2 separate regions of the Homo sapiens genome follow, and region 1 is linked to region 2. Evidence: chromatin contacts called from ENCODE Hi-C or POLR2A ChIA-PET data. All regions are on one chromosome and are shown on one strand. Each heading gives the region's core, a stretch centred on a gene start or an enhancer-like site at or near the end of the contact. The rest is flanking DNA. Distances are from core to core; before and after follow the strand shown.

Region 1 (5,807 bases), core at 3,308-5,807, 260 kb before region 2:
AGGTAACTGAAGCACAGAGAGGTTCAGTAACTTGCTTAAGGTTACACAGCTGGTAACTAGAGGAGCTGCGAGTTGAACCCTGGCAGTCTGGTGCCAGAGGATGTTACCAGTGCTGCTCTATTTTGGCTTATCTTAATCATTAACGTATATGCAGGTTTAGACTTTTTATTATGAACAGTTTTAAACATTAAAAAAGTAGAGAAAATAGCCCAGGCGTGGTGGCTCATGCCTGTAATCCCAGCACTTTGGGAGGCCAAGGTGGGCAGATCACTTGAAGTCAGGAGTTCAAAACCAGCCTGGCCAACATGGTGAAACCCTGTCTCAACTAAAAATACAAAAATTACCTGGATGTGGTGGCGTGCACCTGTAATCCCAGCCCACTCGGGAGGCTGAGGCAGGAAAATCTCTTGAACTAGGGAGGCGGAGGTTGCAGTGAGCCGAAACTGCACCACTGTGCTCCAGCCTGGGTGACAGAGTGAGACTCTGTCTCAAAAAAAAAAAAAAAAAAAAAGTATAGAAAATAATATAAGGAACTTCATGTCCTCATCACACAGCTTCCATAATTATCACCTCATGGCTCATCTTATTATTTCCCTATGGTTCCCAGTCCAGATTATTTCGAAGCAAATGCAATCACTGTATCATTTCATCCACAGATATTTTAGTATGTATGTATGTCTGAAAGGAGGACTTTTTTTTTTTTTTTTTTTTTGAGACGAAGTCTCTCTCTGTCACCCGGGGTGGAGTACAGTGGTATGATCTCGGCTCACTGCAACCTCTGCCTCCCAGTTTCAAGTAATTCTCCTGCCTCAGCCTCCCGAGTAGCTGGGATTACAGGCACGTGCCACCATGCCTGGCTAATTTTTTTCTATTTTTAGTAGAGACGGGATTTCACCATGCTGGCCAGGCTGGTCTCAAACTCCTGACCTTGTGATCTGCCTGCCTCACCTCCCAAAGTGCTGGGATTACAGGTGTGATCCAACGCACCCAGCCAAGGAAGACTTTTTTTTTTTTTGAGATGAAGTTTCACTCTTGTCTCCCAGGCTGGAGTGCAATGGCACGATCTCGGCTCACTGCATCCTCCACCTCCTGGGTTCAAGCGATTCTCCTGCCTCAGCCTCTCAAGTAGCTGGGATTATAGGCGCCTGTCACCACGCCTGGCTAATTTTTGTATTTTTAGTAGAGGCGGGGTTTCACCATGTTGGCCAGGCTGGTCTCGAACTCCTGACCTCAGGTGATCTGTCTGCCTGAGCCTCCCAAAGTGCTGGGATTACAGGCATGAGCTACCACGCCCAGCCATGGAGGACTTTTTAAATTAAAAAAACAACCTTACCACAATTCCATATCACGCCTAAACATTTAGAATTCCTTAATATCGTTGAATACCTTGTCAGTATTCAAATTTGCCTGATAACTTAATAAAATCTTTTTTTTTTTTTTTTTTTTTTTGAGACAGAGCCTTGCTCAGTCACCCAGGCTGGAGTGCCAATGGTGCAATCTTGGCTCACTACAACCTCTGCCTCCTGGGTTCAAGCAATTCTCTTGCTTCAGCCTCCTGAGTAGCTGGGATTACAGGCGCCCATCACCACACCCAGCTAGTTTTTGTAGTTTTAGTAGAGACGGAGTTTCACCACGTTGGCCAGGCTGGTGTCAAACTCCTGACCTCAGGTGATCCGCCTACCTTGGCCTCCCAAAGTACTGGGGTTACAGGCATGCGTGACCATGCCCGGCCTTTTTTTTTTTTTTTTTTTTTTTTTTTTTAAAGTCAGTTTGCTTGAATCAGGATCCAAATAAGACTTTTAGTTGATATATCATTTAATTTATTTTAATCTGTAAGTCTCTCCCCCTCTTTTTTTTCCTTTTTTTTTTTTTTTTTTTTTGAGACAGGATCTCACTCTGCTGCCCAGACTGGAATGCACTGGCACGATCACAGCTCACTGCAGCCTTGACCTCCCGGGCTCAATTGATCCTCCCACCTCAGCCTCCTGAGTAGCTGGGACTATAGACACACCACCATGCCCAACTAATTTTTGTATTTTTTGTAGACCACGGGGTTTTACCATGTTGTCCAGGTTGGTCTCGAACTCCTGGACACAAGCCTTGGCCTCTCAAAGTGCTGGGATTACAGGCGTGAGTCACCATACCTGGCCCCAGTTTTATTTGTTAAGGGAATTGGGTGTTTGTCCTAATTTTCTTCATTCTAGACTTTGCTGACTATATCCCTGGGGAATGTATGTTATGCTATTTTGTGTCCTCATCTTTTCATATAACTTAGCAAACATTCCCCATACTGCCACAGGGTTTTCACAATCTGTCCTAAATGGCTTCATACTATTCCATCCAGTGGATATACTGTAATTTTTTTCTTGGGCATTTGGTTGCTTTCAGTTTTTCACTACTATAAATATTGCTGGAATGAACATCCTGACACATTGCAGCTTTTCCTGTACATGGGATGACTTCCTTAGAATATGCTACCAAAAGTGTAATTATGGCTCTGAGGCAAGAAGAATTTTTCAGCTTCTTGGCACACAGTGACAAGTGTTTGTCCAAGGGTTTGTATGTCCCCCAGCACGAAATAAGAGAGCTGTCACTCACTCTGAATAGTGCTTAGGGCTATTCACAGCTGAAGAACGTTTGGGGAAGATATGATAATTATGAGGGCCAAGAGAGAAGGAGAAAGATGACAACAGGGACTCCCGCTAAATAAAGCAGAAAGTGATCTGCAATTTACCACAAACCTAGAGTGAGTCAGAACTCTGTTCATTCCTATTGTGAAAAAAAAATCCTCGATAACAGGAGTTATTAATAGTGCATGACATGTTCAGTAATCTTTCTGTTAGACTCTGCATTAGTCAGAACCTTATTTGAGACGTGGACTCAGTCTGGGTCACTGAACTTCATAGAGATGTCAGGAAACTGACCAAGATCCAGAGGGATCGATCAACTTGATGGAGGATGAAGAATCCCAGAGAAAAATCAAAGGAGTCAAGCAGGCACACTTCGGAAAAAACAGAGACACCTTTCTTGCCTTAATGCTGGGGAGGTTTCTGTGAAAAGAACAACACTGGGTTTGCTTATGTCTGCAGAAAGATGACTATAAGGAAAGGCACCTCCACAAACCAGGAGAAACTTCCACAGGACATAGGCAGAGCTATTTCAGACTCAGATGATTATTTCGATCTTGGAATGAGCCCTTTTGGGGCCATTGGCCCTGGAAATATTGAAGAAGCTGCCTGTTCTGCTCTGGGTGGTTCAAATACCCACCTGCCTGGTGACCACTAAGTGCCTCTGGGGGTCCCACTCCAGCTGTGTGACAACTGTTTCCTGGCAGCCCCCTGGGGAAGGAAAGGTAGGTGTAGTCCGAGTAAAGTGCTCCGCAGTTTCCCTGGGCTAGCCTTTTCCTTCCTGTTCCCTCACTTTCAGTTCAGGGTGCCATGAACTGCCATTCAGAGTCAGGTTGGCATGCCATGACATCATCTGACCTTGCTATTCCAGCCCTGCCCTGCATAGAGTGGACTTAGAAAGAAGCTGGGTAAGGAGTTGAAACTACCCAGACAAGACCTCTTGGTGACATGGAGAATGGGAGTAACCGAGGAGACCTCAAGAGCCATTTAGTTCAACCTCCTACAGTAATATTAAGTAGATTCCTACAATGCAACAGGTGCTTTACATACATTCTTTTGGGTTCCCACAACCTTGGAGGTGGGGTTTCACAGGTGTGGAATTGGAGATTAAGACAAGTAATTTGCCCAGGGTCACACTGCCAATAAAGGAGGGCCTACCCCATGTCTACCAGGCAGTAAAGTCTGTGCCCTTGCCTTTAGACGATGCAGATGTGAAAACTGCAGACCAGAGCCTCTCATTCAAAGCCACACAAGCTGACCTGAGACAGAAACTCAGGCTCCTTACTACTGATGGAGGAATCTATGATACGTAGCCTCTTCTCACGTCAGGTGCGGGGCGGCCAAGGATGTGGCCCGGTCCGGGGCAGCCTGGGCCAAGCGTGACTGAGAAGGAGAAGGCAGGCTCCGTTCCGGGCCCTCCAGACCCTCATCCCAGCCAATGTTGTGAAAAGCGCTCTCCCAGGAGGGCCCAGCAGGGCAAAGGGCCGGGCTAGTCTGTTTCTGGAGGAGCCAATCTGGGGCCAGGGCGGAGGCAGCCAGGTGCAGTGGAAAAATCCTGCAGTTGGGGTCAGAATATTTGGGTTTCGATCCAGTCTAGGACCCAGCAAAGACCTACAGAAAGTTACTTACAAGTCCGAGTCTCCTCATCTGCAAAACTGGGGCACGGATAAAATACACTTGAAGGGCACAGAAGCAAAAGTTGGAATTGTTACGCACCAAAATTCTATCATCCGATCTGACCATCACGTCACGGTACAACTTCCAACCGTGCGTCCCCGAAGAGGCCGGGAACGGAGCCCAGGAAAAACTACAACTCCCAGGAGGCGTCGGGAGGGCCGGCCCGGAGCCAGCGGAAGAAACTACAACTCCCAGAAGGCGTCGGGCGTGCCGGCGCGGGGCGGTGACGTACGGGGACCGGCGCGGAGCGCTGATTCGGCCGGAGCTGCCAGCGGGGAGGCTGCAGCCGCGGGTTGTTACAGCTGCTGGAGCAGCAGCGGCCCCCGCTCCCGGGAACCGTTCCCGGGCCGTTGATCTTCGGCCCCACACGGTGAGCCCGGAAGGAACCAAGAGGCCCCAGGGCTACGGGAGGGGCGGGAGAGAAGGTGGGGGCTGCTGGGGAGGCGCCCCGGGCTGGAGAGACGGGGGCAGAGGGAGTGGGGGGTGGAGGGAGTGCATCAGCCGAGGGGGTGCATCGGCTGGGGAGGTGGCCAAGGAATAAAGTGCGAGCGGGAGGCCGGGGGTGGAACGTCGGGAGGAGCGCCTCGGCTAGGGGTGGGAGGCGGGGAGCGGCTCGGCTTCGGGGATAAACGTTTGGCTGCCTCCAGGGCTGGGTGAACGCGTGGAGATGGCTGTGGGGTCCCGGACCGGACCGGGTTCCGAGTGCGAAGACCCAGGCTGGGGAACAGAGCGGGACCCCTCCCCCCGGCCCCGCACCCGAGGTCTCACTCAGAAAACCCCAACAACAGTGAGGACTCCGCCTCTTCGCTCCTCCTCTCCTGTGCTTAGTGCGGGTTCGCCTGGGCACTCGCTTTCCGCTCCTACCGCCCTCCCCCAGTCGGGGTGGCTGGGCCAAAGTTGAGAGGTTATCAGCTGTGGTCCTGCAGCTTGGGGGGTGGGCGGAATGGACATGGCATTGTGACGTGCTGCCCCGGACTCCCCGTTGGGGTCCCCATCCAGGCCTGGATGTTTTGTGCTCCTCTTCCAGAAGACAGGAGGTTTGCTGTTGTGAGGGCTGCTCTTTCCTGGGGGAGGGAATGGGAAGGGCTCACCTGGTGGCTGCCCTGGTGGTGCTCAGCCTTGGCTTGAGTGTCTGGCATACTGGCTGGGCCCGGATATTTGTATGTGGAGCCAAGAGGGTGGGGCGGGAAGGAGGGGGAAAGAGCTACCAGCAAAAAAGTGGTTAACACAACAGAGTTGCTGCAGGCTCTGGTTTGAGGCAGGTTATGAAACCACATCAGGGCCCAGCACTAAGCAGCCACCTGCCAGCTATGGCAGCAGAAGTTTTCGGCTCAACTCCTGTAGACCTAGTCGACCTCTGCCAGCCTCTTCTCTCTGTTTCTCCCCATCTAGGGTAGGGGCCAGTTGGTTGTTTTACTAATGGAAGTGATATGTATCCATAGTCACACGAAAGTCTCAAGAGTGTTTCCTCATTGCCAGTCTTTTTGTTAGTTTATTGATCTC
Region 2 (3,516 bases), core at 1-2,500:
GCTGCAGGCACTGAGCAGCTGGTACACGGTGGGGCCTGAACCAATGTCGATGAGGGTGCGTCCGGACACTTCACCTGGGCAGGGCAGAGGAAGAGGGTCCTGGTGCCAGCCAGCCCAGGCAGCCCCTGCCTCCTTACCCTTCCCTCCCCTGCATCTCCCTGCCTCTCTCTAGTTCTTCCTTCTCCTCTGCAAATGTGTCTCCATCTGGAAAAAGCATTGGCCCCAGAGTTAGACTGAACCCAGCTCCAACATGGGCTGCCCTTCGGAAGGGAACTTCACCGCTCTGAGACTCAGGTTTCACATCTAGAAGACTATACCTACTGGCCGGGCGCAGTGGCTCACACCTGTAATCCCAGCACTTTGGGAGGCCGGGGTGGGTGGATCCTAAGGTTGGGAGTTCGAGACCAGCCTGACCAACATGGAGAAGTCCCGTCTCTACTAAAAATACAAATAAATTAGCCAGGCATGGGGGCGCATGCCTGTAATCCCAGCTACTAGGGAAGCTGAGGCAAGAGAATCGCTTGAACCGGGGAGGCGGAGGTTGCAGTGAGCCGAGATGGCGCCATTGTACTCCAGCCTGGGCAACAAGAGCGAAACTCCGTCTCAAAACAAATAAAAAATAAAAATAAGTAAATAAATGAAAATAAAATAAAGAAAAAGAAAGAAAACAACTATACCTACCAGCCAGGCTCAGCGAGGAAATCCTGGCAGTTTCTCACCCCTGTCCCACATCTGCCTCCATTTCCTCCTATGCATCTCCACCTCAGTCTGTCCTGCATCCCCCACCTTAGCTCTCAATTCTGAGCACTCTCCGCCCCCTCTCTCCACCTCTCTCTCCTCTGCCCCTCTCCTAAGGGATGTTGCTCTTTTTTCTCTTCTGTTTGCACCTCTCAGCTATCTCTTGTTTCTTGGTCCCCATCTGTTAGGCGCCTGGTCTGTCTCCCTTTCCTTCTTTTTATTTCCCTGCGCCTGCTTTCACTCCCCGACGACCTCTTGTCCCTCGTGCCTCAGTTTCCCCCGCTCACCGGTGGCGAAGGTCTGCGCCAAGCAGCGCAGCTTCCACGGCCCGACGCCGTTCGGGTTGCACAGGTCCCCGCGAGGGGGCGCGTAGTTGTTGCGGAGGTAGGCGCGCGGCTCGAAGCGCTGGTAGGCCGAAGCCACCGCCGCCTGGCCCGGGGCCGAGTCAGGGGCTGCGCCCGCATTGGGGCTACGGTCTGCGCCGCTCATGCTGCCGCCGCGGTCCGCCCAGTGCCCCGCTCGCCTCGCGGCCCTTTTTTCTACCGCCCGACCCCCGCCCCGACCGGTCCGCTGTGGGGGCGGCAGCTGACCGCCGAGCCGCCCGGGGCCATGTGCGCCGCATCCTCCCCACCCATTCATCCATCTCCCTTAGTGTCCGGGCTGCAGACACACCGGAGGTGAGTGGGGCGGCGGCTGCAGCGGCAATCGTCCCCCACACCCCCGGCTCCGTACTTGCTCCCGCAGCCCTCGCCCTCCGCCTCGCCTGCCCCGCCCCGAGTCCCGCCTCTGGGCGCCCCCCACCCTCAGTTCCTCACCCCCACAATCTTTAGACCCCCTCACCCCCGCCGGCCGGCCCCTCCCATCTCTCTTCTCCAGCCCCCCGCAGCCATTCACCTCTTTTGCCCAGCAGCCCGCCCCTTCTCTTTCCTGATTCGAGGTGGAGACTGGGGAATTAGGCCCTTTCCCCAGTTTCCCCCTCGCAGCGCCCTCCGCGACGAGGCCCCAGACCCCGCCAGGCTCCCCTCCCTCCCGGACACCCGTCCCAGCACCCACCCTTCCCTTAGAACTGCCACACAACTCCCCCTCCCCGCCCCTCCTCCAGGCCTCTCTCGTCCGTTGCTATGCCACCGGGCCCTCCAGCGACACCCCCTCCCCACCCCGCCCCAGAAAGGACAGTCCGTTCCGGCCTCCGCTGTGGTCGCTCCGGGGGCCCCAGAGCAGGGCGCGGCACTGCCCGTCCGATGGCAGGCGCGATAGGGGAGGTGAGCTGTGCTAATGCACTTAGCGGGCGGAACAGCCGGGCCTCCCCTGCGGGCCCCGCGGGTTCCCAGCCGCTTATCTGGGGGCTCCCGAGGACAGAAGGTTCGGGTTCGGGTTGTTCCCGCCACTTCGGGGGCGGCGCCGGACCCGGGTGAGGGCAGAGGGCTTGGGCAGGGGAGGGGCAGGACGCATTCGCGGAGGGCCGCCGGGGCCACCGGGGAGCGCAGTCCGGGCCTTGGGGCCCAGCCGATTTGGGGTCCTGCGGATGTAGGGGCTCTGACCCCACTCCTCTCGCAGCCCACCCTCCAGCTTCCCTCCGAAGGAGCGGCCAGGCCAGGCATGAAGATTCTGCTCAGCACCCCAGGTTCTGGCTGTCAAAATGCCAGGGTCTCCCCACCTATCTCCCAGATGGGAAGCCAATTCTGCCTGTGGCATCTCCGTGGTCTTCCTGAAGACCCCTTCCTTCCCCTCTGGATGAGTCCCGGGCCCTTCTGCCCTGGGTAGGTCACCAGCCCAGCTCCTGCCACCGTGGGTTCCTGGCCCCGCTTGATGTGGGCCTCCTCCATGCCATTCCCTCCCCCTTGTCCCCAGGGGAAAGTCTCCTTGGGAGAGGCAGCTAGGTTGGGACATGAGTCACCACAACAGCTGCAGGGGTCACAGAGGGGAGCCTGACCCCCTAGCACCTCCAACCTTCCCTGGCTTCCAGGGCAGGGGGTGTGGAGCGAGACACAGCTGAGGATTGATTCTGTCTGGATTCAGAACTGAGAGGCAGGTTAGTTTTAGAGGTCACTGACCCCGTTCACACCCCGAGGCAAAGCCAAGGACAGTCCTGGCACCAGCCCCTCCATATTCTCCACGAGACATCATTGAAACAAACCCTGGATGCGGATGCCAGCTGGCTTGCTGGTTACCACCCAGTGCCAGGGGGCTGGACACAGAAGCCAGGACTGGGCAGCGGTCAGGGTACGGGAAGGAGACTGGAGACAGCACCCTGTTTACAGCTCTGTCCTGCCCCCACCCCCACCCCAAGTATGGGGTGTACCCATTAGCTCTGCCATATTTAGCTCAGATGCGGAGCCTGGTCCCAGAAGTGGGCATTGAGGGGACACCCATGGGCCAGCCCCCCCAACCACAAGGAAAGAGATGCAACTCTGGCACATGATTGAGCATTTATTGCGGCACTAACAGAGGGTGCTGGGGGCCCCACCATCCTTGCCTCTGCCCTTTTCACCTCCCCCTCCCTCCCAGCTTCTTCTGCCTAGAGCGTTCCAGATTCCCCTCACATTTTCCTGGATCAGGGCCACTCCTCCCAGGCACCTCTTGCCCTCACCAGTACCTTTTGTCCCTTCTCCTGGGGCTGAGGGTCCTCAGCTGTGCTGGCCCCCAACTCTCCACCCTTAGTGCCCACTGTCTCTGCCACCCTCCCTTTGGGAACTCAGGGGGCTCAGGCATCCTGGCCTCTGGCTCCCCCCTCCCCTAGCCCCCAACTCTGGGCAAACTACAAAGCAGCCATGGCCA

What was found. Hi-C counts contacts between places; a loop is a spot of excess contacts on that map. ChIA-PET counts read pairs that join two places held with the same protein, here RNA polymerase II (POLR2A). Pooled maps may share reads with other maps.
Region 1: a loop to region 2 is called in a pooled map, with 3 times the contacts of the local background. The contact joins the promoter of ORMDL3 here to the promoter of PNMT in region 2. A Hi-C loop is called at or near these places in 1 of 168 maps with a recorded cell type or tissue (gastrocnemius medialis) and 6 of 50 pooled maps. POLR2A ChIA-PET finds 5 or more read pairs at or near these places in 3 of 52 experiments (CD4-positive, alpha-beta T cell, GM12878 and HepG2).

Annotation. Positions count from the first base shown.
Region 1 is chr17:39,926,351-39,932,157 of GRCh38, reverse strand. ORMDL3 (ORMDL sphingolipid biosynthesis regulator 3) reads left to right here and starts at 4,557. Exons shown (of 4, transcript NM_139280.4): 1 at 4,557-4,674. LRRC3C (leucine rich repeat containing 3C) reads right to left here and starts at 4,426. Exons shown (of 4, transcript NM_001195545.2): 1 at 4,344-4,426. It overlaps LOC124903999 (a long non-coding RNA gene), which reads right to left and starts at 5,438. Exons shown (of 2, transcript XR_007065750.1): 1 at 5,396-5,438; 2 at 5,156-5,230. RefSeq lists enhancers at 4,081-4,692, 4,693-5,303.
Region 2 is chr17:39,666,187-39,669,702 of GRCh38, reverse strand. PNMT (phenylethanolamine N-methyltransferase) reads right to left here and starts at 1,250. Exons shown (of 3, transcript NM_002686.4): 1 at 1,026-1,250; 2 at 1-74. The coding sequence starts at 1,227. It overlaps TCAP (titin-cap), which reads right to left. Exons shown (of 2, transcript NM_003673.4): 2 at 3,149-3,516. RefSeq lists enhancers at 867-1,026, 2,460-3,197, 3,198-3,516 and a silencer at 1,167-1,416.